Linked DNA regions of Mus musculus: all the other regions are linked to region 3. Evidence: chromatin loops called from intact Hi-C (ENCODE). Cell type or tissue: heart. All regions are shown on one strand. Links, peaks and the distances in the headings refer to the core of each region. The heading gives the core; the rest is flanking DNA.

Evidence for each region. A loop is a pair of places that touch in the nucleus more often than their neighbours do. Peaks named below come from ENCODE experiments on the same cell type or tissue, not always from the same donor. Only the 100,000 strongest peaks of a DNase experiment are listed, where the experiment ranks them.
Region 1: it touches region 3 in a loop (8-fold over the local background); 2 of 42 quality-filtered maps call a loop at or near these places.
Region 2: a loop joins it to region 3, with 4 times the contacts of the local background. A loop is called at or near these places in 19 of 42 quality-filtered maps.
Region 4: it touches region 3 in a loop (2.2-fold over the local background); 3 of 42 quality-filtered maps call a loop at or near these places.
Region 5: a loop joins it to region 3, with 2.7 times the contacts of the local background. A loop is called at or near these places in 8 of 42 quality-filtered maps.
Region 6: it touches region 3 in a loop (5-fold over the local background); 9 of 42 quality-filtered maps call a loop at or near these places.

Annotation. Positions count from the first base shown.
Region 1 is chr6:148,212,111-148,217,044 of GRCm38, reverse strand. 4732416N19Rik (RIKEN cDNA 4732416N19 gene) reads right to left here and starts at 4,757. Exons shown (of 2, transcript NR_015615.1): 1 at 4,615-4,757. Ergic2 (ERGIC and golgi 2) reads left to right here and starts at 4,671. Exons shown (of 14, transcript NM_026168.4): 1 at 4,671-4,934. In heart, for the core only: a CTCF peak has its summit at 2,055 (motif pointing left); no DNase peak of the experiment used is centred there; H3K4me3 peaks cover 744 bases; H3K27ac peaks cover 661 bases.
Region 2 is chr6:149,186,758-149,191,691 of GRCm38, reverse strand. It overlaps Amn1 (antagonist of mitotic exit network 1), which reads left to right and starts at 2,980. Exons shown (of 7, transcript NM_001113424.1): 1 at 2,980-3,086. The coding sequence starts at 3,049. In heart, for the core only: a CTCF peak has its summit at 2,889; a DNase peak (open chromatin) is centred at 2,921; H3K4me3 peaks cover 2,001 bases; H3K27ac peaks cover 1,815 bases.
Region 3 is chr6:149,306,898-149,311,831 of GRCm38, reverse strand. It overlaps Resf1 (retroelement silencing factor 1), which reads right to left and starts at 2,418. Exons shown (of 5, transcript NM_026054.3): 1 at 1,928-2,418; 2 at 1,455-1,510. In heart, for the core only: a CTCF peak has its summit at 2,360; a DNase peak (open chromatin) is centred at 2,331; H3K4me3 peaks cover 2,531 bases; H3K27ac peaks cover 2,094 bases.
Region 4 is chr6:149,372,544-149,377,477 of GRCm38, reverse strand. No RefSeq gene overlaps it. Among named protein-coding and RNA genes, the nearest start is that of Gm38930, 22 kb to the right of the region's middle. In heart, for the core only: a CTCF peak has its summit at 2,107 (motif pointing right); a DNase peak (open chromatin) is centred at 2,077.
Region 5 is chr6:149,138,696-149,143,629 of GRCm38, reverse strand. It overlaps Etfbkmt (electron transfer flavoprotein beta subunit lysine methyltransferase), which reads right to left and starts at 2,117. Exons shown (of 5, transcript NM_001252095.1): 1 at 1,926-2,117; 2 at 915-1,024. In heart, for the core only: no CTCF peak of the experiment used is centred there; a DNase peak (open chromatin) is centred at 2,099; H3K4me3 peaks cover 1,682 bases; H3K27ac peaks cover 1,669 bases.
Region 6 is chr6:149,130,186-149,135,119 of GRCm38, reverse strand. No RefSeq gene overlaps it. Among named protein-coding and RNA genes, the nearest start is that of Etfbkmt, 8.9 kb to the left of the region's middle. In heart, for the core only: a CTCF peak has its summit at 2,648 (motif pointing left); no DNase peak of the experiment used is centred there; H3K27ac peaks cover 1,114 bases.

The DNA.
Region 1 (4,934 bases), core at 484-4,483, 1.1 Mb after region 3:
ACGGTGATGAACAAGGACAGACTTCTCTAGGTTGAGTGCCCAAGGATCTGGCACGAGGTCCCTCAGTCACCAGAAGAGCTGGGTTGAACCAGTGTTTTGTGAGCAGCACCATTAGAAAGGGGAATTCCAACATCCCCAGAATGGGGAGACATCAGTATGCACGATTTGCATCAGCTCCTTCTACAGAAGATGATGACTGATAAGGCCAAGCATCTGTCCTCACCCTGGTTTGTTTGTTTTTAAGAAGCCTTGGGTTATCTCTTATATATCTAAAGAGAAAGTTGGGGTTTTTACTCAATACTGGAGTCACATACTCAGTGTTGACGGTTAACAAGGTATCCTCTGCAAGGGGATACCCTCTGCTTCATTGGGTCACTGAAGCAGGCTGAAAGGGTTTAAAGCACTTACTTCTGGTGGTCCCTGAGTGACCCAGTCCACTAGCAGGAAGAAATCTACTAGAAAAACTAGGAGTGACTGTAACTCTCTAGTATGATGGGAAGGAAACTTTATTAGTCACCAGTTCACTCCTGTGACAAAGTACCTGAGATGAACAGAGAAAGTAAGGGGACCTATAGGTTTTGGAGGCCTCAGTCCAGGATCTCTTGGACCTATGATGGATCCTTACATGATGGCAAGGTGGAAGGACCAGGTGGATTTCTTACTTAAGGCTCCACTTTCTAAATGTTTCCACTGTTTCCTGTGTGCCTGCTTGTGCTTTCTCTCTCTCCTTCCCTCCCTCCCACACATTTATAAATACCCACACCCACAGAGGAAGAGGGAGAGGGAGAGGGAGAGGGAGAGGGAGAGGGAGGGAGGGAGAGGGAGAGATGAAGATGCTGTGATCAGGAGGTGTTTTCCCAGCAAGAAGCTTAGCCACTGCACTTGGATATGCTGGCCTAAGATTTTTCCCAAATGTGGTAAACTCAACTATACAGTATAGTCTGTGATAGTGGAGGGAACTGCATTCGAGTTCTCTCCTATAATAACTAAAAATAAACTTTAAAAAAACAATACATTTCCAGAGGTTAACATTCCTTACACAGCCACTTCACCATCTGATAGTTAATGGCTTCCTAGCTGTCAAATTATCGACTTACTTTCCTCTCTCTGCTTATACAGGCATCATGAGACACTTTTAAGTGTTTTACTCAAGCTGGAATTCATTAACTTTATTCTGTTTCCCCAGCCACCTCATAATTAGATCTTCTAAAGTGAAATTAGGTTAATTTAGTGTGGCATGTTAAGGACCGTGTGCTGGCTTCTCATGGCCAACAAGTCCTTCTAGTATTGAAATACCGTCAGCCTAACACCTTGCTTTCACATTGTGCTTTTAATCAACAAATATCTATGATCTGCTATAAACATCAATTGGCTTAATCCCCATTGAGTAACATATTACATTATAATCTCAAAAAATTATGTAAACGAAAACTGAGGCACAGCGTGAGGTGAAGGAACATGCCCAAGGTCACAGATTTTAAAAGTGGTAACGACTGTGGCCCACGCTGGGCTCAGCAGGGTGGCTATGAGTCAACCCATAGACCTCCTTGCACTGTCAGGGGGGAGTGGGGAGCTTGTCCTCTGAGACCAGCAGCTCATCCTACAGCACATGGATGAAAGTCATTGAGCATGAAGTTGACATGAAGTTCTGAAACCACTGGGAAACCATGGAGGAACCCTCAAGATGTTGACAGCTGCAAGACAGGAAAAACTGACAAATGGAATTATACAAAACTAATTTAAAAAACCATTATGTACAACAAAGAAAATCATCATCAGAGCAAAAAGACCACACAATGAAAGAGAATCTATCCATGGTGGCTGTGCCCAGAAGAGGGTAGAATCCAGCAGACTCTAACCACAGACTATGGAAGAGGCATCTAACCCTAATAGTCAAGCATTTCTTGGGGGCAGGTCATTTCAAGATCTCAAATTTCCTTTTAAACAACACTCCAAGAAATGTATTGAAACAAATCTGGGCGTTGATTCGTGTCTAAAAACAGCAACAGTGAGAACAGGCAAAGCTGAATGAACCTGGTCGCCATCTAGTGCTAAAACACGGAAGTGACAACCAGCTCAGAGAAAACCATCCCCCTCAGGACAAACAGGCTCAGTATCTGACCCCTGGGAGCACATGTGTCATACCAGCTTGTACCAAGAGCATTTAGGGAACCCTGAGCTTGTCTAGTACTCAAAGTACTCGACCAGAAACTGTCCAGGCAGTAACCTGCATGGGCAAAGTCCCAGTGAGCTGCTGAGATCATTGTTTAAAGGAAATTTGATGAGTTTAAGGAAAATACAGAAAGATTTCAATATCTTATCAGAGAATCTCAAAAAGCTGAAAGGAACTAAACAATTCCCAAGATTAAAAATAAAGTTGGGAACTACTGAAATATCATGGACCTACATATTCATATAAATAAGAAAACTCAGATTTTCAAGCTCCAAGTAGGTACATGGAAAAAATGGCAGAAGCCCATAAATGACAATGTTGAAAACGTGTTCAGAGCAAAGTGTGGTGGCTCACACCTGTGGGGTCACATTTATGCTCCTTCATCTCAGGTCCTTCCACATGTTTGCTATATAGCAAGATATCCTTTCACCTGTGTCTGCTTCAGGAAAACATCCTTTCATCTATGTCTGCTTTAGCAAGACATCCTTTCACCTGAGTGCCCCAGCAAAACATCATTTGACATAACTAACTTTCCAAAGAAACTATAAGTTTCTACTTCACACACCTGTAATCCCTTGGGAAGCTGAGGCAGAAGATCTGCCCAAGTTCATGATCAGCCTGGGATATAGGTAAAGTCTGTCTGGGCAAATAAAAACTAGTTAATACAAAATATGAATAGAGAATTAGTAGTCACCTCTAGCTGAAGCCTGTGATAAAGAGGCTCTATGTACAGCTGAGAAGCTGGGCAACAGTTTCAGGACAAACAACACTGAGATTGGCAGCTAGGGAGAAGAAACAAACACAGAAGACTGTGATCCAATCAAATTTGAGGCTGGTGGTGATGTTCATATATAAAGAAGAATAGATTTGGGTTAGGAATAAGACATGCCGGGCGGTGGTGGCACACGCCTTTAATCCTAGCACTTGGGAGGCAGAGGCAGGCGGATTTCTGAGTTCGAGGCCAGCCTGGTCTACAGAGTGAGTTTCAGGACAGACAGGGGTACACAGAGAAACCCTGTCTCGAAAAAACAAAACAAACAACAAAAAAAGAATAAGACACAAAAGCCACTTGAGGTACATGTGAACCTTAGAGAGTAATATTAGTTTCTCTTTTGTTATTAACTAGCTAAAGCTTGTCCCCAATCTACGGAGAATTAAAAGGATGTCATAAAAATATAGTTTGAGCATTTTAACCCTACTCCTAAACCTCTCTTCAATAAATGAAACATAATGGGATGGAGTCTCTAAAAAGCAGACTGTTTCCCATATATTATGCCACCAATAATATGAAAATTAACCTATAAAGTCAGGCAGGTCTTCCTGGCAATGTAGTTCAGTGGTACAGCTTCACTTGTATCAGGCTCCAAATCTGATGCCAAGCACCAGACAAAACAACAAAACGAAGCAAAGAAAGAGAAGCATTAAAGAAAACCAGAGAAGCTAAATGATTGATTCATTGGTTAAGAAGTTTCACTCTTCGGGAAAAATTAACTTTTATGCTTGTTAGCTTTTAAAATTGTTTTTCTAAAAATAGCAGGGTCAAATTATTTAGTTTTGCTATGTTGTGAAACCCAACTCTCAGGGGGATCGTTATTACTCTAAAGGAAACGTGCCCTGGAGACAAAGGATCAGGTGTAACTAAATGAACAACAGTCCTGCCTTTATCCAAGCTACAGCCTATACACTGTAGACCTGGGTATGGAGACGACAGGGAGGAGCTGCCGATAGATTACAAGTGAGGTAAGTTTGCATTTTAGACATGTATCAACACATTATTATGCCCATTTGACAGATGAGGGGATAGAGATACAAAGAAATGCAATATGCTCAAAGTCACGATATTAACAAGTTAGATTGGATATTTAATTTAGGTAATCTTGGCTTGAGGCTGTGTTTATTATCCACGAACCTTAAGTCAAATAGGAATTTATGATTAATTGGAGTAGTCTTGAAAGTCTGGAGATTAAATTGCCACCAGAGTGCATGCATTTGTCCTTGGTTTGAAGGATGAGGGTCTCTTTTCAGTAAAGGAGTATACACACAGTCAATCTGTAGTCAAGATCTCCCAGCCTGTTTCTCTTTGACAGCTCTTAACTACTCTTTACCTCCCTCTTAAAACTCAAACCCTTACCTACTAACCAAGTAAATAGTGGTATTTCTTGGCAATAGTATTGTGAAGATTAGAGAAAACAGTGCTTTCTGTGTAGACATTCGTCATAAGTACGCTTTCCTTAAAACTGTTTTTAAACCACAACGCGTGCCTGTAAAATTTGGTAGCAAATGGGTAGGACGGGAGCTTGAGTGGGTTCCTCTCCAGCATTTCGGAGCCAACTTTTTTTCCAAAGCCCCTCTATTCCGTCCTGTGCTGTGAAGGGCCATGAGCACACACTGTCGGGCTTTCTTGCGTAGCTTACTTTTAGGGAATCCTTAAGCACACTGACCGAATAATCGAAACCGTTCTCCACGCCCGACAAGGGAGGTTTAGGTGTTGTAGACCGGAATAAATGAAGACGCAAAGCCGGAGGCCTCTCAACCACCTGAGCTGCAGTGTGGCCGGCGCCTTAAGGTGGCTGGTGATCACTTCCGGTCTGTAGTGCGGAGCGCCGTTCCAGTCGGTTTGTCTCGGGGTCAGGCGGAAGGTAACTTCCCCTTCCTGGAAAGGGACCGGCCTCCTATTTTCACTTAGTTTCCACGTAGCCACGCCCCTTTCAGGTTGACCGCGCCGCTTGATTAGATCACATACCGTCAACGCGGAAAGTAT
Region 2 (4,934 bases), core at 543-4,542, 120 kb after region 3:
GGAAGGAAGGAAGGAAGGAAGGAAGGAAGGAAGTGAAAGATCCTGACAGAATGTAAAAGGTCACAGAAGCCCTGAAATTGGCAAGATAGATGTCAGTGTTAGCAGAACTAGCTTCACTGATTTAGAAAAATAGAGGTGCACAGTGCTCTGGCCACTCCTTGAACCCGTGTGTCTGCCAATGTTTTGACTGTTCCTTGAACACATGTGTGTGCCCACTGATGAAGCCCATTGCCAGGTGTTTGTGATATTGGTTGCTGAGAAAGAGTCAGAAAATCTCCCCAGCAACCACAGCCCGGCCAATCCTGAGTTGCTACACCTGCACCAGACTCTTTCCTCGTACCCCTCCCATATCCATTTCTTGAGAATAGACATTGTTTAGATCTGGAAATCCCCTACTCTCCCCTTTCTCCTTTCCCCCCTGAGGGCCTATAAAAACTGGGACCTCTTTCCCCTCGAGGTCGACTCCTCTACCCCTTTGTGGGATATGAGTTGTCCCCAGAGCTCTGGCTCACCCCCCCTCCCCAATAAAGCATCATGTGGTTTACATCAAGCTTGGTCTATCGTGAGTTCTTGGGTGTCCGCTATTGTCCTGAGGCCTGAGCGAGGGGCTCCTTTCAGAGTCTTTCAGAAGGAAGGAAGGAAGGAAGGAAGGAAGGAAGGAAGAAAGAAAGAAAGAAAGAAAGAAAGAAAGAAAGAAAGAAAGAAAGAAGAGAGAAAGAAAGTCAGTCTTACCTAGGGGAGCCAGGTCCCTTCATGATCCTTTTTGAAGGCCCAGTCTTCTCCACAGTGGCATTCTTACCAAGTTTATGTATTGGTATGGAGTGCTCTTGCTGAGGGCCTCCTTGCTACAGGGACTCCACCTTGTATATCGTCTCCATTTTGTACTAAACTAGATTCTAAGAAATGACTGAATTTCCAGAAACTGCTTCTGGCCCCAGGTGTCCTACATGAACTTGAAATATATATCTCAACTTATGCTTTGTTGGTTATCACCCATACATGCCATGTCTGAAACCCAGAAGTTGCTAAAGAAACTTTGATTGGCTGGTCTCTATCCAAGCCAAGTTATCAGGAAGCCATCTGAGGTACTTGATGGATAATAACCCACTTCTTAAGGTGCCAGGTATGAATCCAGTTGGAAAGATACAATGTATACGTGTACTCAGTTAGTTGCCTCTATTCATGTCCCTATTTCACCTAATTTGTGTTTTGGTTTTGTTACTATTGTTTTTGGGTTTTTTGTTTTTTTGTTTTTTGTTTTGTTTTGTTTTGTTTTGGAAACAGGGTTTTTCTGTGTAGCCTTGGCTATCTTGGAATTCACTCTGTAGATCAGTCTGGCCTCAAACTCAGAAATCCACCTGTCTCTGCCTTCCAAGTGCTGGGATTAAAGGCATGCACCACCACTGCCCGGCTTGGTTTTGTTTTAAAAGGTTGCTCTGTCTTGTCCTTCCCTGTCCTGCCCTGCCCTGCCCTGTCCCACTGACAGTTTGAATTCTGAACCCAGCTGTTTCCCTGATATACTAGTTTTATGAATAAATTGTGTTGCCTGGAACTTGGTTTTCATAGTGAATTATTCCCAAATTCTCAGACCTTAACATTCTGATCTGAAAAACAGGCCAAAGAATTTCAATTTAGAAGGATTATAATGAATATGACCTGTTGGGGTCCATGAATAGCCACACGCTGACCACTTGGACACTAATCTCAGATATGATGAAAGTTTATTGACTACTTAATTCAGGCTTATCGATTAGGGACATAGAAAGGACTTGGGAACCAGACTGTGCTACCTAGGGCAGACTGGTTATAGGAAAACCAAGTGCAGAAGACATTGTAAAGCCCCAGAGTATCATTACCTGCCGGGAGACACACACCCCCGCCCCCCCATCCGAAGTGAAATGAGACTCTCAGATCCATGCAAAAGCAAGAGGTTTATTTTTCTGGTCCGCTGGGATCGACCTTCAGCGGTCTCTCAGGCAAGAGACCAAGAGACCGGAGGCGACCCTACATACAAGCACCTTTTATACATTTTTAAGCCTATTACAGTAACAACACCTAAGCCCTTGGTGATAAGTTGTTAGGCTGACCTTTTGGCTGATTGGCTGGGCCAATATCAGATCATCCTGGGAGAGTAACTTCGTTCCCCAGAGGGCCCAGGTGGCCTTCAGCCAGGACGTTGTATGATTTTTCTGAGAAGTGTTTTGTCAGTCATTTCTGCGAAATCGTCCTGGGGTCGGGAGCGAGAAATTCTCCCTTGAGGCCTAATACCCTCTCCTGGAGCCATCTCAGGGTTCGATCAGAGTCGCTTAGTCTTATCAGTATTATGAGCTGCCCTCTAAGCTGACTGGTACTAAGTGAGATGGGTAAGGTGGTAGTTAGGGGTTTCCAGAGTATTGAGCTAACAGAGCATGAGTATTATGGAGAACGTTATGTCAGCTACGAATAATTACTTCTAGGAAGCACAATCTGAGAACCTGTACTTAATTTCACCTTATGAGCAATATGGAGACTAAAATCAAAATAGCTAGTCATGTTAAACGGAACAGGCCTTAATATGTCCCATTCCTGGAATGACCCAGGACTGCATGGTTCAGCTCTTGCTTCAGGCGCACTCTGTGGAGATGACTACTGCAGTCCTGTAAACCCCGTGTTTGAAGTCGGTGTCTGTATCTGACTAGAGACTTGGTTTGCTTCATGGGACCTGGCATCGCACCAGCAAAAGCAGTGACCTGCCATTAGCCTTTGCCTGGACAGCGACTTCTGGCGACTCTTGGGCAGGAGAAGCAGTAACTGGCAATAGCGGGCAGGAAGAACTACAAGTCCCAGGGGGCTTTGCTCCCGCTTTGGATGCCTCTACATTTTGTGCCAGTTAGTTCTGAGCAGCCCTCAGTTCTGCCCAGAGAGAGCGCTGAACTTCCTCTTCCGCTCCTAATGTGGCCACGCCCCAGGTCCAACTCTGTGACGTCATTTAGGTTTACCAGTCCTGCGCGACCGGAAGTTGGTTGTGGAGGGCCGCAACTGCCGTCCAGGCTTAAGAGGGCTTCCGCGATGCCTTTGTCCGGAGTAGTCAGTCAGCTCCTGGAACTGTGAGTCCGCCCCAGCTCCCAGTCCCTTCCCTCACGTCCTGCTGGCTCCTAGTCCTTGTCCCGGCTTTGTGTCTGGTCTCTGAGGACTGTGGTGCACCGTGGGGCTGGCGGCTCCACCCGATGGCCTGTCTCAGGTGGGCGTTGAGGGTGAAGGCAGAACAAAAGAAACCTGGAGCCAGGCTGGACCAACAAACCTCCACTAATACCGGCGTGACTCGCTAGCTTTGGGACCATGAACAGTAACAATCTCTCCCGATTGTACAGGAGAGCTTTCTAAAATTCGGATAACAGTAGGGCGTGGCAGTTCACGCCTATAATCCCAGCTATCCGGAAACTGAAACAGGATTGCCACAAATTCGAAGCTAACGGGGTAATGTTGTAATACACACGCATACCCAAGCAAATCGCGTATTAGTACCTGTCTCAAGGAGTCTTTGTAAGAATCAGCTTAACATATGTAAAGCCCTTAATCCAAACACTTCTTGAGAATTCAAGTTGAAGTTCAAGGCTCTTCAGCCATATAGTGAGTTAGAGGCAGGCTTTAGTATTACTTGTTATTTCTATTTTTAGAAAGAAAAACTATTAACAGAAAAGCAGGAATGGTTTAACAATTGGAAACTACAAAGACTACATTGGTTCCGTTGTTGACTTAACAGTACATAAACAAATGTTATTTCTTGCCTAAGTTCCAGCTTTTTCTTCTGTATTGTTTTGTTGCTATTTATTTTTCCTTGAGACAGTCTCATGTAGCCTATGCTGGCCTAGAACACATTGTGTGTGTAGCCAAGGATAACTTTAAACTTCTGATCCTTCTTCATTCATTTCCTGAATGTTGAGATTACAGACACACACTATATTATTCCCAGTTTACCTCAGCCTCCTGAGCCCGAGGCAAGCATAATGCCAACTCAGTTATATCCCCAACCCTTTTGTTTTGAGACAGAATCTTATGTAGCACAGGCTGGCCTCAGACCCACAATGTCAGGCTAACCTTGAACTCTTGAGTCTTCTGCCCCAGCCTTCCAAATGCTGAGATTATAGACTTGAGTTATCAGCACCAGCTTTGGCTTTGGCTTTTTGAGGACAGGGTCTCATGTAGCATAACAGGCTAGAAATTCATTGTGTGGCAAAGGATGTCCCTGAACTTCAAGATCCTTCTTGCTTGTACCCATAGAGTTCTGGGATTGCAAGTATGCCACAATTGTTTGTGTAGATAGAACTTAAAGCTGACTTACCAGAAAGCAATTTGACAATATTGTTACCATACCACAGAACAATATGGATGCTTTTCTAAAGGGAAATAACTAAATGAGATGTCCAATGTGAAGCTTATAGCCATTACAAAGGGTGAGAATACTGAAATGCTTTTAAGGTTTTCACAAGAGATTGTTGAATGAAAAGGACAGTAGGTACTGAGAAGTAACTATTACCGGAATGCTGTTTTAGGAAACTGACACCTCCCTTCTCAATACCCTTCAATACCTTTATTATATGTTTGTGTGGGGATGTGTATGCAAGCACAAGGGAAGAAAGAATGTGTGTGTGTTTGTAAACAGAATTTGTGGTTGCTTGACACAGGTATGAGTTTCTCAGATGGCCAGAATTTGAAGCCCTAAAACATGTTGGTTACATTGCTTTAAAAGAGGCTAAAGAAGACTCTACCTATTCTGGTATATTGGCTGGTTTTGTGTGTCAACTTAACACAAGCTGGAGTTACCACAAATAAAGTTCCTCAGTTGAGGAATTGCCTCTATGAGATCCAGCTATAAGGCATTTTCTCAATTAGTAATCAAGGGAGAGGGCCCAGCCCATTGAGTGGTGCCATCTCTCTAGGCTGGTGGTCTTGGG
Region 3 (4,934 bases), core at 608-4,607:
ACCATCTGTAATGAGATTTGATGCCCTCTTCTGCTGTGTCTGAAGACAGCTACAGTGTACTTATATATAACTAAGTCTTTAAAAAAAAAAAAAAGAGTATCTAAGAGGTTGGTTGACTGGCTGGTTTTGTTTGGGAATGATTTTTTAGACAGGGTCACAATATGTAGACTAGGCTGGCCTGGAACTAAGAGATTTGCCTGTCTCTGCTTCCCCCTTGTAACTTACCACAGTTCCATAATGTAGGTACTACTGTTATCCCATTTACAGATGAGAAGCTAAGCAGGAAAGTAAAATTCTTCTGAGATTTTACAGTAAGTGGTAGACCCAAGTTGGAGGGGTCAAGCAAGACCTGAATCCAAGTAACATAACTGTATGTAAGGAACAAGATAAGGAAACAATACAATGGATGAATGTAACCATGGAAACCAAACCTAGAGTGAGTTGCGGTGGCCAGACAGGAGTATTTAAGCTACACTTAACCAATAATAATTAAAGCATTCACACATTACTCCATTGGAAGTTCACCTTACTTCAACTTTATCATACTCATGCACACACTCTAGGCTTGGTTTCCATGGCTACATTCATCCATGGTATCATTTCTTTATCTTGTTCCTTACACTGTAGGAACCATAGCCCTCGTAGGCAGAAAAGGCTTTCTAACAGGTTTTATGGTCATGGACTGGAACCCTAGAGATCACTAAGTATAAGTGCTTAAAGACATGACTCAATAGTTGTGGCCCTAAAAGTGGTCCCAGCACTAACATGTGGCTATAACTGCCTGTAACTCCAGTTCTAGAGGATCCAGGCCTTCTTCTGAGCTCTACACACCAAGCACACAAAACTACACTTACATGTGGGCAAAACACTTACGCACATAAATTAAAACAAGTTAAAAATAAATAAGAAACAGTCCCTGGTACTACATTCCCACCAAAAATAAGAGCTAGCCTCTGCCTAGGTAACTTTAATTCACCAGCTACCATAATCTTTTCCAGGGTAGCAATCTGGCTGAGTTCTATCTCGAACACTGCCAAAATTCAAAACAAAACAAAAAATGCAAAAATCATCTCTCCTCTATCTCATGAAGGCAAAAAATAAAATTGTTAAGTACCATACCAACAACATTATTTCTTAAGCTTTGCCATCAAATCTACTGTGTCCCATTGGATCTGTGACAGTTTTGTTTGGTGATAGTTTTTTGAGTCTTTCACTATGCAGTCCTAGCTAAACTGAAATTTGGTATGTAGATTAGGCTAGCCTTTAACTCAAAGATCTGTCTGACTTGGTCTCCCAAATGCAAAAATTGAAGGCAAGCACATGCTAGGCAAGTTCTGTAGGTTTAACTAGTGTTGATTCAATGATACTCTTTATTCTAAAATAAGTTAGTCCACGGTACAATGCAAATAGTCATCCAGTAGAACCAGGATAGGCTTTATAAAAGGCAAACTTACCTGTAAATACAATTTTACCTTTTAATCTCTTCCACAAGGTATTCACGCCTCTAATTCTATGAAAATCAAGAAACAAGAAAGCAAGAGTTAAGGTCTAGTACATTTCCCTTACAGTGTCATTGAGACCATACTAAGTTTACTGAATTTATTTCAATTGTGCTAAAAACAAAACTACTGAATTAGGCTACTCTCAAAATATTCCCTGCCACTAGAATTCAAGCGGGCTTCTCCAAGTCCACTACTGCCCTTTAATACCAAAGCAAAAATACTTCTTTAGTAATTTTAGTGGACTGATAAAAGAGAACCTGATGGGGGCTGAGTGGAGCAATAACTAAGACCTTAGTATATCTGAATGGTAACAAGAAACAAACTTAAGATTCCCCTTAACTGTAACACACCCAGCAGACAATTTAAATCCCCACGCAAGTTCTGTAGTTGGCCTACTGAAATGCAAGCCAGCTCACCCACTTTACCTGTTTTTCCATTTTTCTAGGAAGGCACTCTTAAGTACCACAAATGCAAACAGATTCCAAGATGCTGCGGGCCGCGGCGCTCACACAGGCCTGGGCGCTCGAAGGCGGAGCGCAAGGCAATTCCGCTGGGTCGCAGGGGGGCCAAGGAGCGGAAGACCGAGACAGAAAGAAACCGAAAAACAAAACAAAGCTCTGCTTCTCCTTCCGAAACCGGAAGGGACGCTTAGCTGCAACAAGCCCGCCTGCTTCTCGGGCCAACAACCTCAGACCGCGCCCGCCCGGCGCGCAGCGACCCCGCGGTACAGCGAGGACCCGGGCGGCGCCCCTCCGCCGGGACAGAGGTGGCGAAAACCCAGCCCCGAGCCCAGGGGGCCGAACAAAAGCCCGATCCGAAGCAGACCTGCCGCCCGGCGGGTGCTTACACGCCAATAGCAAGGGACGAGGCCTCTGCCAAGCGCAGAGCGCGCAGAGGTTTGGTGGCAGCCTTCGTTGGGGCGGGTCCAGCTGGGTCCCCACTCCGCCCCCGAGCGCTTGCACCAGGGCCGCGGTCCTAGTGCCGGGCAGGTGTGCCTTCTACAGTCTGAGGGGAGAAAAAAGCTCAGCCTTGCACCTAGAATTTATATGAGAATCACCTGAGGGTGTAAGACCCCCAGGCCTTACAATCATATTATGATGGGTCAGCAAATCAGCAGAATATTTTTAAACTCATTGGTCAGCTACCAATGTCGCGGGGGAATTCTGGCAGCAAGGTCAGAGCAATTTGTGGTTTTTCTTGGAATTTAGTGCGAGGCGGGACAGGAGAACTGTTATTATTTGTTATAGTTATTTCTCCGAGAACTGCTAATCTTGTTTTCGCAGCTTTAGACTTGGTCTGGTCATTTTGACTGCTAAAACTATATTTCTACAAGGGCTTCTGGAGTGAAACGTCAAGGGCCAGTGGAAATATATTGTTGGGGTTCAGGAATCGCCACACAAACTGAAAAGAGTGAATTGGCCTGATGGAATTGGGCTCCTGAGTGCAGGAATTTGTTCAATAAATGCTGTTTGCTGTTGCATAGTATTTGAGTCTGGGATATCATTCTTCAGAGATTCATGTTCATATACTAACAAAAGTATATGAACAGTGATCCAGTTAAGCAACTTACTGAACACTTACCCTATTAATAAACCTTCAGGACTGCAAAAAGAACTCAGAAACATAATTATATTCCTAGTCTGCTCTCAGGGTAGGCTTTTTATAGGGAAAATAACAAAACATTTAATGGGCAAGAAGGGAAGCAGTAGGCTTACTAGGCAAAGTATTATCAGCTAACTTTTAAGCTGATTGGTCCTAGGTAAGGAATGGAGGTGTAAGACCTCCGAGGCTTTACCCTGGGTGCGCAAGCCCAAAAACACAACTTGACAACAGATCGCTGCAATGGCAAGAGGTTTATTGTTCTGACACGTCGCAGGGAGGGTCAACCCCAGAGCTCAGAAAGCATAGTTCCTTTATACATTTTGTGGAGGGTTGGACAGCCATATTATGATGGGTCAGCAAAGCAGCAGTATATTTTAAAACTCATTGGTCAGCTACTAATGTTTCAGGGAATTCTGGCAAGAAGGTCAGTTTGTGTTTTTTCTCGGAATTTAGTGCGAGGTGGGGCAGGAGACTTTTTCCGAGAACTGTTATTTTTCTGAGAACTGCTAATCTTGTTTTGGCAGCTGTAGACTTGGTCGGTTCATTTTGACCCCTAAAACTATGATTTCTACAGAGGGTGGTACATGGGTGGTGAACATGAAGGACCCTAAGGGCTTTTGCCAGTCTTACACTCCCTCTCCCCACTTCTGCTTCTCCCTCCCACCTGAGGTCAAGACCAAGTCAAATTCCATTCTCCACCCACAGGAACTTTCTTGAGTAAACAATTCTCAGAAAAACCACAGAATGTACTGACTGATAGTCACCTGACCCTCTGGAAAGTCCCAGATAGAGTTCAAATGCACGTCATGATCTACCCATGCTTTCTAGCCAATAGATTTAAAGGTCAATATGGTTAGCCAATAAGTTTGAACTGTAACCTTTCTGATGTAACCTGTGCCCTTAAAAAGTATAAAAACTGCAGTAGCTGTTCAGAGTCACCTTCTAGTCACTCTCCTTGAGAGACTAATTGAAGGTCGATCCCATCGCACCAGAAAATAAACCTCTTGCTTTTTGCATCTATCTGTCTCAGTGTTGGAGTTGTCTTGAAGTAAGTATCACTGACCGAGGGTGGGGGTCTTACAAACGGGTGAAATTTGAGATAACATGAGTATTATAATCATAACTTTTTGGATTATTAGTAGCATTCTTCAATGTCAGCCACAAAAACCACAGTGAGCTCAAACTCAGGTGCACGAAGGTGCACTGCTTGGTGATCATCTCTGACAAGCCATTTTAGACATGACAATCCATATTGACCTTTGATTTAACAGGTCCTACCTAAAGTTTTGTGGAATTTCTTAAGATTAACAAACATAACAGGATGTGTGCTCAGCATGACCTTTCTCTGAGTCAAGTTATTTTTTTGTGTTAATGACTGGCAGGAATATTATTAGCAACAATATGAAATCGCTGATAGGCATGGAAAAAAAAGGGCTACAGCTAGTGGGGGCAGGCTTCAACAAAGATAAGCTGTTGATGACCTCATTATCAATCTGCAAATGAAATGGCAAAATGTTCTACAAAGTACTTGAAAGAAAAACGCACCCTCTGCTGGGTTTAGTGGCATACACCTTTAATCCCAGAATCTGGGAAGGAGAAACAGGCAGATAGATCTCTGTGAGTGAATGAGTCCATCTTGGCCTACATAGGGTTAAACAAAGAGACCCTATCTCAACCAAAGAAACGGGGAAAAAAAAAATTAGAAAATGCTGAAGGGTTCTGACAGGCCCAAACATAGCATGAGTCATGCCCCTTTCCATTTCTCTTTTTGCTAAATCAGTAGACTCCCCCGATAGACTTCCTTATTGACTTTCTTGTGTCTGACTTATC
Region 4 (4,934 bases), core at 508-4,507, 66 kb before region 3:
CTCTCTCTCTCTCTCTCTCTCTCTCTCTCTCTCTCTCTCTGACTGCACATGTGTCTGACCAGCTGCTGCTTCATGCTCTCCCTGCCATGACAGAGTTTCCTTCAGGGAAATTATTTTGTTGTTGCTGCTGCTGCTGTTTCTAGTTTGGGCATTTTTGAAACCCAGGCTGTCCTCAAAATCTCTTATCTCCAGTCTCACCCTCTTGAGGGCTAATAACATTGGTGTATATTATAAATAATCACTACTACCCTTGCCCAGAATAATGACTTTCCAGATTAATGTGAACTAAGCACAATCCTGAACCATGAGTTATTTTTTCCTATGTATTCACAATGGTTAGATTTCCAGAATTCAACATTTAGTAAAACTATGAAAATATTTTATTAACACTCAGCAAAAAGTTATGATTAAAGCCAGATCTTTAATTTTCACAAATATGAAAAGGGCACTAGAATAACTACTTAGACTGGGGAACAGTTTTGTACTGTGAAACTGCTCTATTATTTTTTAGTATCCCCAAATCCTACCTACCAAATGACAAAGTTGTTCATGCAAATCTGCCCATTCCCTCCACCTTAACCAGAATAGGATTCCAGAAATATAAAACTGTCCCCTACGTGTGGAGAGCAATGCTATTTCTGGGGAGAATTATTTGTAGGCATGAGATGAGGCCACATTATTATATTTGAAGTAGACAGAACCATACCTTGATTTGTATATCCCTGGTTCATTATTTTAACTTTAATCTCATTTCAGGACCCCAAAGATTTAGGGGGTGTGCTGGTTAGTTTTAAGTCAACCTGACACAATGCAGAGTCATGGGAGAGGAAGGAGCCTCAACTGAGGAAATGCTTCCATAAGCTCAAGTTTCTGGCAAGTGTGTAGAACATTTTCCTAACTAGTGATTGATGTTTGTGATGGTTTGTATATCCTTGGACCAGGGAGTGGCACCATCTGGAGGTGTGGCCTTGTTGGAATGGGTGTGACCTGGTTGGAATGGGTGTGTCATTCTCGGTGTGGGTATGAGATCTTCACCCTAGTTGCCTGGAAGTCAGTCTTCCACTAGCAGCCTTTGGATGAAGACATAGAACTCTCAGCTCTGCCTGTGCCATGCCTGCCTGGATGCTGCCATGCTCCATGATAATAATGGACTGAACCTCTGAACCTGTAAGCAGCTCCAATTAAATGTTGCTTTTTATAAGACTTGCCATGGTCATGGTGTCTGTTCACAGCAGTAAAACCCTAACTAAGACAATGTTGGAGGGTCCAGTTCTATAACAAACAAACCAAAAAAAGCAGGCTGAGCAAGCTAGGGAAAGCAAACCAGTAAGCAGCATGACTCCATGGCTGCTGCATCAGCTCCTGCCTCCAAGTTCCTGCCCTGATTGAGTTCTTGTCCTGACTTCCTTCAATGATGAACAGTTATATAGAAGCGTAAGTCAAATAAACCCTTTCCTCTCCAAGTTGCTTTGATCATTGTGTTTTTAGCACACCAATAGTTACCCTAAGACATAGAATTACAGAGTCTCGTCTATCTTTCCAATATGGCCATATTTAATAAATCTTCTCTTACTGACTTCCGCTATTAATTTGACTCATTTAATTGGCCCACTGAGGACCGATAACTGAACCTGGTTTGGGGTACAGGCTGTGGCCTCTAAGCTTGATAACAGCATGAGGCTTCAACGTTTCCCTGAGAAGGTGATACTGAGCGGAAACTTAGAATTCATTCAGGATGAAGAATTCTGAACACAACTGATATATTCAATATTAGTACAATTACTTGACCTTTTTTTTATAAAAATGAAAGGAAGTAGAAATTCTGGTATTGTATTTTGCTTCTCCATATTTTTTTCTTTCTTTTTGTTTGTTTGTGGCAGAGTCTCACTATGTAGTCCTGGCTGTCCTGGAACTCACTATGTAGACCAGGCTGGCCTTGAACTCAGAAATCTACTTGCCTCTGAACTCTTAAGCACTGGGGTTAAAGGTGTGTGCCACCATGCTGAGCCTTCATGTTTTTTGTGCACACCTCTGACTGGTAGTCTCTGGAATCTGATAAAGGATTTGTTTCTTCACATCAGAAGTCATTAAGTGACTATCACCACCTGATGGCAGCAGTGTCCCACAACTGAGAGGTCACTTCAACCATAACACTAGGCAAGAAGTGACATGTAGATCCCTACTCCTAACCACATACTGAGCCGATGGAAAGCAGAAGTAAAAAGATCCTGTCAGGCCCAATCTTTGTTATCTGAAAAATTTAAACAATTATACACATTTACAAAGCACAGAATTGAAGTGAAAGTTTCTGGTTTCATTAAAAAAAAAAAAAAACTCAGTGGTGTCACATGATGTTTTTCTGGACGCTGTCTTGGGGGAGGGTACATGATGCTTTTCCTTTCACTATCTTCAGGGTTCTACTTATATTCTTTCTGAATATCACCACCACCCACCACCCTCTCAAGTATCTGTTTTCAGCAAAATATCACATGACCTTTCTCAAGACAGCTTCCAGAAAAACATCATATGACCTTCTCACAAGACAACTTCCAAGAAAACATTACATGACACAGCTAAGGTTTTAAAAATCTGTAGGTTTACAGTCTATACAAATCTATTAGAGTAATTAATATTTTTGCTTGCTTATCACTGTTTAAAACCTTCAGGATTTTCTCCTCTAGTTCATCTTAACACACATAATAAGTTGTTGGGGACTATTGAAACTAAGCTTTATGGAAATTTCTTGTGAAGAATTTGTGGTCATTCTGTACTGGTAGTTTGGCAATTAGCAAGGAGTCTCATGTAGCTTAGCTTATTTATTGTAATGTGTAACTAGTCATAAAAATAGACCCAAGAAATTACATTTCTTGAGATTTACATAACTGCCATGTCTTAAGACTAGATTACAAAGATGTATCATGCATCAATTGTATGATCTGATGACCCTCATTGTAAAGAAACCTATACCAGTCTGGGAACACCCATCAGGTGTAGTTTTCCCTGGATGGGTTGAAACATTCCCCACCAAGCAGGAAACAGCTACCGTGGTAGCTAAGAAGATATTAGAAGAAAATTTTCCAGAGGTTCAGAGTGCCCAAGGTAATTAGATTGGACAATCGATGGTTCTGCTTTTGTCTCTTAAGGTAAGTCAGGGATTGGCAGAGATATTGGGGACTAATAGGAATCCCCATTGTGTGTACTGTCCCCAGAGCTCAAAGCAGATAGAGAAAATAAACAGAACCCCTACAAGAGACCTTGGCTAAGTTGACCTTGGAGACTGGCTTTGACTGGTTGGTGCCCCTCCCCTTGGCCCTGAACACCCCCTACCATTTTAACCTGACCCCTGTTGAGATCCTGCATGGGACACCCACTCCCTTGACCCTGGCTCTTGATCCCCACCAGAGTGACTTTTCAGGCTGACAAGGATCTTATGGTTTGATTGCAAGCTTCCCAGATCAGCCATCTGGAACTGTGGCCTAAACTTAGTGCCCTGTATGATGCAGGTACCCCAGAGGTTCCACAAGAGTTCCAAGGTGGAGATTGGGTGTATGTTAAGAGACTGTGCTGAACACTCAGAAGCAAACAATCCCTGGTGTTGCTGACCACCCCACCTCCGTTAAAGTGGATGGAGTAACTGCCTGGGTTCAATCAGATCAGCACCTGCGCCTGACACCAACTAGATAGCAGCAGACACCCAAGCAACACCCTTCTGCAAGGCCAGAGAAACTATGAGACGGCTATGGTGTGTCTTCTGGCACTGAGTCTCAGCAGCCCCAACAACCCTACCAGGGTGACTTGGCAGGTGCTCCCAGCCACTGGTGATGTGGCTTGGTCCACTACCCACATTGTATCTGGTGGCTGGACCCTGACTTTGATCCCTGATTTAGTGGTAGGCCTTGACTTCAGGGGTGTTGCTGCCCTGGAGGCACAGGGAGAAGGATTGCCTGAATGTGGGGGACGAGGGACTTGTAAATCTAAACTGCGCCTCAGAAGTGGCCACGGAGGGTGGGGCTTAGGGTGCAGACACCCAAAATTGAAGTGTCCTGTGAGAAACCCCCATATATGTGTATCCCCAAGATGGGAGAAGCCAGTATCAGGCCCATCAGTGTTAGGGGGCCAACAATTTCTTCACTACCTGAGGGTGTGAAACATCTGGAAGCACATACTGGAGACCATTCCAGGGATAAAGATTCAATGGCCAAGGTGAGAGAAGGGTTAGCCAGCCAGAAGAGAGAAGAGAGACAGAGCTGGTTTGAGTCTTAGTTTAACAGCTCCCCCTGGTTTACTACTTTGATTTCTGCATTGTTAGGACTTCTGATCATTTTGTTCCTTATTCTGACCTTTGGCCCTTACATTCTAAATCACTTGGTTGCTTTTATTAAAGCTGTCATAGGTGATGGTACAGTTGATGGTCCTAAGACAAAGATCAAGATCTAATTGCAGAGGACCAGGGATATGAGCTACATAACTATCCACAATAGCTTCAAGATTGAGGCATGCACTGGGCATGGTGGCGCACGCCTTTAATCCCAGCACTTGGGAGGCAGAGGCAGGCGGATTTCTGAGTTCGAGGCCAGCCTGGTCTACAGCCTGAGTTCCAGGACAGCCAGAGCTGCACAGAGAAACCCTGTCTTAAAAACAACAACAACAACAAAAAGCAAGAAACCAAACAAAAACAAACAAACAAAAAAACTGCATGGTATTGGTACGGTGACAGGTAGATCAATGGAATAGAATTGAAGATCCAGAAATGAACCCACACACCTATGGACACTTGATTTTTGACAAAGGAGCTAAAACCATTCAGTGGAAAAAAGCATTTTCAATAAATGGTGCTGGCTCAACTGGCAGTTAGCATGTAGAAGAATGCAAATCGATCCATTCTTATCTCCCTGTACAAAGCTCAAGTTCAAGTGGATCAAGGACCTCCACAT
Region 5 (4,934 bases), core at 575-4,574, 170 kb after region 3:
CTGTTACTGTCTTCAGATATACCATTAGAGGGTATCAGATCCTATTACAGATGGTTGTGAGTCACCATGTGGTTGCTGGGAATTGAACTCAGGACCTCTGGAAGAGCAGTGAGTGCTCCTAACCGCTGAGCCATCTCTCCAGGCCCACTTTTTTTTTTCCTGTGAAATCCTTTCAGTAATTCATAATCACAAATATACAGGCATACTATTTTTATAACAATGTTCATGAAATGAAATAAGGTATATCTTTTTGTTTGTTTTGGTCTTAGGATAGCCTTGCATGTAAAGAAATGGCTCAGCAGTTAAAGAGCACCTGATGCTCTTGCAGTGGACCCAGGTTCGGTTCCTAGCATCCACACGCAGCTCACAATCATAACTTCAGTTCCAGGGGATCTGGTGCCCTCCTCTGGCTTTTTTCAGGCAGCAGACACACACACACACCACACACAGTGTGTTTATACACATGCAGGCAAAGCATATCCATCAAATAAAATATAGACTTATACCATAGCCCAGGCTGCAATGGAATTCACTATGTAGACCAAACAGACATCAAATTTGTAGTGTTCCTCCTCCCTCCAAGGTTTATTGTTGCTTGGGTCAGATCCAGGGCTTCATGCATTCAAGGCAAGCACTCTACCATATGAGCTTTAAGGTTTACAGCAGAGTAATATGGGAATTACTGTGTATTAGGATACCATGTCTTCCCAGCACTGGCAGTTTGGTTATGAAGTTATAAAGCCAATCTAGGTAGGTACTCAAATTATGTTACTGGAATGACATCAGGCTGGGCACAATAGTAAACTCCTGGCCTTTAATCTGAGCACTTGGGAGGCAGAGGCAGGCAGATCTCCATGGAAAAAGGAAACAATGATAAGAATTCAAGTCAGCCCTGTCTGTGTACTCGGTAATACCTGATTGAACTGGCATTACTGTCTAAAGGTTCTTGATTGGATTCAGTTTTCTCTGCCAAGAGTTTAAAAACTTCTGAGCTCAACAGGTAGCAGTGGAGAAATATCAAAACCTGAAGACAGAAGCAGACAGAATCAGATGTTGAAGAAATGCTTTTATTGGGGTAAAGAAACACACACATGCAGCAAACGCAGAGAAAAAGCCCCTCCTCGGCAAAGCAGAGGGTAGCTGAAAATAGTCCCTTCTTGAGAATTGGGGGGACGGGTTGTTTTTGATTTTGAAGTCTCTGAAGAGGTTTCCTCCCCTAATTTAGTGTGAGTCACTTTGAAGAATGAGAAAATGGTTGAAAAACTGCCCTGATCTGGCTTTGAACTTTTTGAACCAGGCCATCAGCATGGGAAGGAGAAAAAGCTACAAGGCTTTTTAAATTGCCAGGCTTTTTTTTTTTTGGTCTTGGGTCAGGTGGGTGAGGAAAAGCCAACCATCTTTAAAGTTTTCCACCTTTATTACCCATCCATGGCCCCTCTTCCTATCTGCCCACTGTAGGACTGCCTCCCTGTACTACTACTTTACAAAAAGACAGACAGACAGACCGGATGGATGGATGAACGAATAAACGAACCGAACCAACCAACTAACCAACCGCCTAGAAAGAAGGCTCGGGTATTAAGAGAGCTGCTTTTCTTCTACAGGTCCACAGATTCCAATGTCTTAGCTTCTGGAGACACATTCTGGCCTCCACAGGCGCACGTGCACACACAGATAAAGTACGTAAACAAGCAAACAGTGCAGGGCATTTCTCTAATTTCATTACTTGGGAAGCTAAGTAAGGCAGGGCTGCCTCTAACTCGAAACAGTCTAGGCTACATTGCAGCCCAGAGACTACAACCTGAGACTCTGTGCCAAGCAAACAAAAAGGTTAAACTCCAAACAATGTTGTGACCACGTTACTTTCCTCCAAAACAAAGGACAGGAGTCTACTTTAAAGGGTAGTGCAGTCCTTGTGGCCTTACCTGACTTTATTCGATCAGCAAGTGGAACTCGCCCTTCACGTGCAGGAGAAAAAAAAAAACAAGTACGGTAGGTCTCCTTTTTCGGGAGAGGAAGACTGAGCCCGTGGCTCTAACTACACAGCGTAGTGGGTACGTGAAGGCGGCGAAATTTGGAACCAATGAGACGCGGAACGCGGGGCCGCCCGGACCGAAGGGCTTACGCACCGGCTCCGCCCTCTTTCGAACTGTGTTTTGTTTTGGATGTCCCTCGGTTCCCAAGGCAACTGGGAACGCCGAAGCCCTAACCTGGCGACTCCTCAGGTCAGACCCTATAGACCTGAATGAAGCGCAATTGCACAACTCGTGTGAGCCATGTCTGCGAATTCTGATTTCTAAAACCTCTTGCTGGACTTATGCTGCTAGCACTGTATGCCAAGCATACTGTTAAGAGTATGAACCTGGAGTGGCAAGTAAAGTTTTATGACATTCAGTTGCGGTGTGTCATAATTATAAAGTCACACGTAAGACTGTTTTCAGCCTGTAGGTTCAGGATCTATTATATCCAACTTTCTAATGACTAAATTTTCCACTGGCCCCTCAACTCAAGACTTCAAAATTAACCCATTTCACCTTCATTACCGAAAATCTGCTATGATGTACAAGAAAGAAAAACATCCCAAACTAAGAAAATGGCAAACCATGTTGCTGTATCTAAATTTACAAATTGAAAAATGTTCTTCAGATGCCTGGTCAAAATCTGATTTGGGGCTTGGGGATGTAACTCAGTTATTATGAATGTTTATATAGCATGAGACCCTGGGATCCATCTCTAATTCTAGCACTTAGGAGAGGATGGTTCAAGGTCATACTCAGCAAGTTAGAAGTTAGCCTGGGATAGATGAGACACGGTCTCAAAAGGAAAGGGAAAGGGAAAAAGGGAAAGGGAAAGGGAAAAGGGAGGGAAGGAGAGGAGAAGGGAGGGGAGGGAAGGGAAGGGAAACAAAACCTGGACTCTATCTAGGTGGCTCAATGAGTAGAGGCCCACTGCCAAGCCTAACAACCTGAGTTTCTCAGGACCTACATGGTAGAAGGAAAGAAGAACTGTCCTCTGACTATCACCCCCAACACACACACACACACACACCAGAATACATACATGTAATACAAACTTTAGAAATCTGTATTTAGCGGCCAGAGAAATGCTCAGTGGTTGAACATGTATAGTGCTTGCCTAGGATCTGAGTTCTCTTCTCAGACCCATATAGGGTGGTTCACAATTCCTGTGATCCCAGCTCCAGGAGATCTGATATCTCTGGCCTACTTGGGTACTTCGTACTCATGTACGAAGACATACCCAGACACACATAATTAAAAATGAAAAATTTAAAGTTCCAGATGTAGTGACATGTGCTTCAAATCCCAGAATTTAGCCAGTATAGGTAGGTGAAGCTCTGTAAGATAAGGGCCAACCTGATCTACATAGCAAGTCCCAGACCTAGTGAGATCCTATCTCAAAAATGGGGGGTTGGGAGGGTTGGAGGAATTTTTAAAAATCGGAGACTGGCAGTGGTGGCATATGCCTTTAACCCCTCAGGAGGCAGAGGCAGGTAGATCTCTGTGAGTTCAAAGTCAGCCTGGTCTATAGTGCCAGTTCCAGAACAGTCAAGGCTAGACCAAGAAACCTTGCCTTAGACAGACAGACAGACAGACAGACAGATAGATAGATAGATAGATGATAGATAGATCTGTACTTATAACTTACCCTCTCATCCTGTCCTTTCATGATAGATATATAGTTCTACCAGAGCTAAACCTTTAGTCCAGGGCCCTGTGCTTTCCTTTTAATGATTTCCCAGCTGTTCATAACTAAAATCTCTAAGAGCCTGTAAGGAGAACACCACCATTATACCAAGTAACAGCCCCAAATGTATTATCCTTTGCCTCGAATGAATGGTATGCTCCTTTCTGATAATGGGAGGACTGTTGCATTGACCAATCATATTTTGACACAAGGGATTAAATGAGGAGGTTAACACTGATGACTAGGCCTTATCCAGGTCACCTGATTTCAGGGTCATTGAGTCAGCCTTTGCAGCCAGGTCACCTCCTGGACTCTGACCTGAAATTTAGGGTGACAGAGGAATAAAGAAGTGGGCAAGCAGCATGTAGTCAATTAAGTCAAGACAGGCAGCACACTTATGACTTGTGTGCCTCAGTTTAGATAACAGGATAGCAGCATCTTCCCTTCTTAACATTCTTTACTGGTTAACAGACAAACATGAAACATCTGAATAAGGACAGGAGTTGGGACCTGGGGCCTGGAAACAGAAACTCAATTTTGATCCTGCCAGCAAGGTGGAACGTCTTCCTGCGATGAAAACTCAGCAGCAAGTATCAGAGATTGTGTTGGTTTGACTATGCTTGGCTCAGGAAGTGGCACTATTAGGAGGTGTGACCTTGTTGAAGGAAGTATGTCACTGTGGGGCTGGGCTTTGAGACTCTCCTTCTAGCTGCCTGAAAAACAGTTCTCTGCTGGTTATCAAACTTTTAGTCAGAACTCTCAGTTCCTCCTCCAGCACCATGACTGCCTGCCTGTTGTCATGCTTCTTGCCATGACTAAACTGTAAGCCAGCCCCGGTTAAATGGTGTCCCTTATAAGAGTTACCTTGGTCATGGTGTCTCTTTATAGCCATGGAAACCTTAAGACAGAGGCTGAAAACATTCTAGGCCTAGATAAGATTGTACAGAGAGGCTAGAAGCTTCCAGGACTAGGCCTACATTAGCAGACAGTTAATAAGCCCCGGAGATGACGATTACATAAGAAGAAAAAAAGTTACACAAGCACACAAAAGCCACTTACAATTACACAAGTTGTTGTGGGGGAGATCATATAGCCCTCAGTCTGGCCCAAAGGGAAGACTATGGAGGAGCGTAGTCCAGCTGCTGACTGGTTCATAATGAGTAGCTTTCAGTCTATCTTTTTGTCAAAAAGACCAGACTAAGCCTGCAGCTGCCAAAACAAGATTAGCA
Region 6 (4,934 bases), core at 437-4,436, 180 kb after region 3:
CCCTTCCGGGGTCTTTCACAATAATCCATGGAATCCATAGTTGGGCAGGAGAATTGTTTTACTGCCCTCAGTTGTTTCTTACTTTCCCACTATACAGTAATAAAAAGACCATTTCATTCCTTTCCCACAGCAATAAACAGGTTTTACAGAAGCAAAGGCAGCTGTTAATACCTCAGGGCCCATTATCCTATTCTTATCTCCCCTGCAGGAACTCCCAGGCATTCCAGAGAAAAAGGTCAGTGGCCCTTAAGGATTGGATGTCTGGTTCCACATTAAGTTCCTTTAGTTATCCTGGGGACCTGTGTAAATTATTACGCAGATCTGGGCACTCTAATGACTGGGATAGAGAAGTTCATTTCTGGGCAGAAACACAGTGCCATCAGGTTAGGACTGGCTCTCATGTCTCCCATGATATTTTACAGAGACAAACCTGCAAATTTTGGTCATTTGGACAAATGGGTAATTGTCATAGTTATCTTGAAACAGTCCAGGCCAGAACTGCACTTTGGGGCTGCAGTTAACCTGGGTCATTCTGCCTCTCTGGCAGAGTTATGCTTTTCTTGATAAGAGGCTATTAGCCAGGTCATCTCTGAACGGCCAAGCAAAAACATGCTCCTTTTGAAATGGAAATAGGCCTAATGAGCAAGCAGTCCTGGTCGGCAATGCTTGATAAAAACAGCAAGTGAACACAACCTTTCTGAGGGATGACGCTTGAGTAAATTTAGAAGGGCTGAGGGACAAATATATATATAAAGTTGCCGCTGTTTTTGTGCTTTTACTGGGAACAGGGTGAGTTAGCTTTGCAGAAAGGTCAGGCTGGGGTTAGGCAATTCTTCACAGATTCCTCACAGCCTGAGGTTTTTACTGAACAATGCAACTTTAGCTAAATACTACTTTGTGTTACTTAATATTCTCTAGGCAAACTTATTTGCTGCAGGAAAAATTGAAATAATAGAGCTGTGCTGTAAAAGGTTTATTAATCAACTTGCTTAGGAAATATTAACAAAGTAGAATTTAGCTGAAGGAGCCTTGCCTCCAAACTTGTTAGAAACTGTAAGAAAGAAAACTTCAAAGCATAATTGAAGTTTAGGGTTGCTGAGGAAACATTCCTGCTAATGTTTGTTTGCCAAGACTGACCTCCAATTACGGTCTCTCCCCAAGACAAAAAAAAAAAAACAAAAAAAAAAAACAAAACAAAAAAAAAAACCAAAAAAAACCGACAACCCTGATTTACAACTGACAATTAGGCTCACTCCTATATCAAAGAACATGCCTATAATGGACCTGGGGCGGGACTGGGGCAGGGAGTCACAGACATCATGAAGACCTAGTCTGTGCTCTTACTAGGAAAAGCAAATTCTGCCAGGTATGCAAGATGAACCTGGGTAACATCTATTTGAAAAGAAAACTGAGGTATTTAAATAGTTCTGACAGTATCTTTGCTGTGTAAATCTCTCTTCTGCTCAAGTAGCCAGACTTTCAGTCTCTTGAATCTGTTTAAATTGTTCAAACTGTAACGAAGGGCTGGGTCCAGAAAGAGATTTAAGGATGCCAGCATATGTAGAATGTATAAACTGATAACAATTTCTGTTTAAGACTGGTTCCTTTTTGTGCATTAGTTAAAACCAGTTGTATCTTTTCCTTATTAACTTCTAATATGTGGAATAATTTCTTACTGGGAAAGCACATTAATTCTATAACATAAACTATGACACTAGCTTGTTTTAATTTTTTCCTTCATTCCCAATGTAGACACATTGATAAGTCTCTGCTTTTCACCCTATTGTTTCCTTTATTTGTTATATTTGAATGAGATGTGGAGCCTTCCTGTTGGGATTGTGAGAGCTGGGGCTTTTGCCCTATCCTCACATCGGTAAAATTGCTTATAAATCAACCATTTGATAAATACTATAATTTTACAATGAATAGCTTTGTAACTATATTTCTTTCTTTCTCTTTCTTTCTTTCTTTCTTCCTTCCTTCCTTCCTTCCTTTCTTTCTTTCTTTCTTTCTTTCTTTCTTTCTTTTTTAGGGGGTTTTCAAGACAGGGTTTCTCTGTATAGTCCTGGCTGTCCTGGAACTCACTTTGTAGACCAGGCTGGCCTCGAACTCAGAAATCCACCTGCCTCTGTAACTGTATTTTTAATAAATCACTCAGTTTTTTTTTAAGATTTATTTTTATTTAAATGAGTACACAGTAGCTGTCTTCAGACACACCAGAAGGTGGCATCAGATACCCATTATGGACGGTTGTGAACCACCATCTCTGAAAGAGCAGTCAGTGCTCTTAACTGCTGAGCCATCTCTCCACAGTTCAGTTTTACAAATCAGAGTTCAGATGTAAGCAATGGATAAATTAAGTTGTATCCAAGGAACTGTGATTGCATGTGCAATCCAACAATAAACCCCACCCCAACTCCCCCAAGAAGTTTGATTTTCTAGAGCTTCATTCTTCCAACTTCTCTCTCCAACAAATTGCCTTAATGACAAGTCTCTAACACCAGCTTTGAGGGCATCTGTGAATTTCCTGTATTTGATTCCTTGTCTGTACTTTGCACTTGAACTGCAGAGGCTCAAACCTGAAAACCATTGTTGCAGAGAGAATTAAGCCCAGCCCAGTCTTTAGCTAACCGATGCTGTGGTGCCACCCAGTGGTAATGTAATTTAATGATCACTAATTCCTACCTAAAAAGATTAAGAACAAAAACCAAACCAAACCAAAACAGAAATAGTGTGTTGTGTATAAAGAACGATTCTCACCGATAATATTACTACATGCTGTCATGTTTCTTTAGTTGTAGATATGGCAAAAATACTTGTGACTGATAGATAAGCCCTAATGTTTAAGAACAATTTGGTATCATCCAAAACACATTCTTCTTTCCCTCTCCCTCTGGTAAGCACTGCTTCACCTGAATTATTACAATTGTCCCCTAAACTGCAGTTTCCACCCTTCCCCCTTTGGTTTACCCTCTACAAAACAAAAACAAAAACAAACACAATGACACCCTCCCTCCCGAAAAAGAAAAGCAGACCCCTAGCAACAGAAGGATTGAGGCTCAAGGATGGAGATGTGAAATCTAGGCTGGCAACACAGCAAAATCCCATCTCAAAATAAAAACTTTAAATTTATCTCAAAATCAAATTCGTGATTGTTAGGTCACAAAACAGGCCTCCAAATGGCAGTACTGTTAGCAATGTCCTAAGATGGCAGCCTGAGTCCAACCCACACTGGATTCTTTTTTTTTTTTTCTTTTTTCTTTTACTTATTATATGTAAGTACACTGTAGCTGTCCTCAGACACTTTCAGAAGAGGGCACCAGATCTCATTACAGATGGTTGTGAGCCACCATGTGGTTGCTGGGACTTGAACTCAGGACCTTCAGAAGAGCAATCTCTTAACTGCTGAGCCATCTCTCCAGCGCCCCCATCCCCACCCCACTGGATTCTTATCAAATAAATAGAAACCTACACTCAGCATTCCTCAGAAGAATGATACCAGGACTCAAATATTATATAAAAGCAAAGATTGTTTTATTCTGCAGAAGTCCAGCATGCTGGGGTCCCCCATTTCAAGTTGGAGACCCCGAAGTGAGCTCGAAGGCCGGATTTAAAGCACATTAGGGGAATTCCTGGGATGGGTAGGTGACCTCTACAGCGGGCTTTATCTCTAGGGATGTTCCAGAACCTTTGCTGGGGAAATCTAGAAACTGTTGTGAGGAAGTCTAGAAACTGCTGCTGACCTGTGCCCTTCCCCCAGCCCAGAGCAGGGTAAACAGCCCTGGAGTGCTTGCCACAATGGGCTTAACGACCCAGATGGAGTCTTCTGACTTGCTGCACCTGCAATTTCCTATAGGAATTTAGAAGAATAGACTGCCCGCTGAGCCTGCTTTGCAACATAATCCAGCTGAAACAAAGGATGGGTTTTGTGGTTTTTCCCTTTCTAAACTGGAGCTGCAGAGTTAAACTTTGAGCCTTGATCAGAACCTTGTTTTGGTTTCTTCCTTCTCTCGAACTCCATCCTTTTCCAGCCCCCCTTTCAGGTAAACCCAGTTCTCCATGGCCACTGGAAAGCTACACTGATCCATTGTCCTTGCCTCCCGCCAGGTGTCAGGGCAGCTTCTGAGGCCTGGACTTACCCCGTTCTTAAAGATTTAGACCTAGTCTCCTGAACTGCCAGTCTGAAGCCTGTTATGAAGTCAACCTAGTCTTCTCAGGAGCCTTCCACTTATTTTCACAATATAATTGATTTATTTCACTGGAGAATGATCAAACTTACGGTCTTCCTAAACCTGCAGATTCATTTACTCTTTCTGAGTGTATACAGGTGATCTAGCTGCCTGCTCTCAGGGACCTAGCATCAGTCATCATCTGCTGCTGCCTGCTGCCCCAGACATGTTCTGCAGATAAAAGGTGGTTCCAGCCTCTCTCTCTCTCTCTCTCTCTCTCTCTCTCTCTCTCTCTCTCTCTCTCTCTCTCCCTCTCTCTCCCTCCCTCCCTCCCTCCCTCCCTCCCTCCCTCCCTCTCTCTCTCTCCCTCTCTCTCTTTCTCTGCTTGTGTGCCTGCCTCTATCCCTTCCTCATCTCTCTTCCCCCAATAAGCCTCTTATACTAGATTTATTGTTTGGTGTCATTTCTCAAGGGTACATCTTGGCATGGCCAGGCTACACCACTCTCATTTTTATTCAATCACTGAAACCAGAAAGGTTAGAAATTTCTAGTGTGGGACCAGAGTGATGGCTCATTGGTAACTGCTTGTTGGGAAACTTGGCAACCTAACTTTGGTTAGTCCCCAGAACCCATGCAAAACTAGGAAGAACTGGGTCCATAGTATTGTTTTCTTTTTTCTTTGGTTTTTTGAGACAGGGTTTCTCTGTGTAGCCCTGGCTGTCCTGGAGCTCACTCTGTAGACCAGGCTAGCCTCGAACTCAGAAA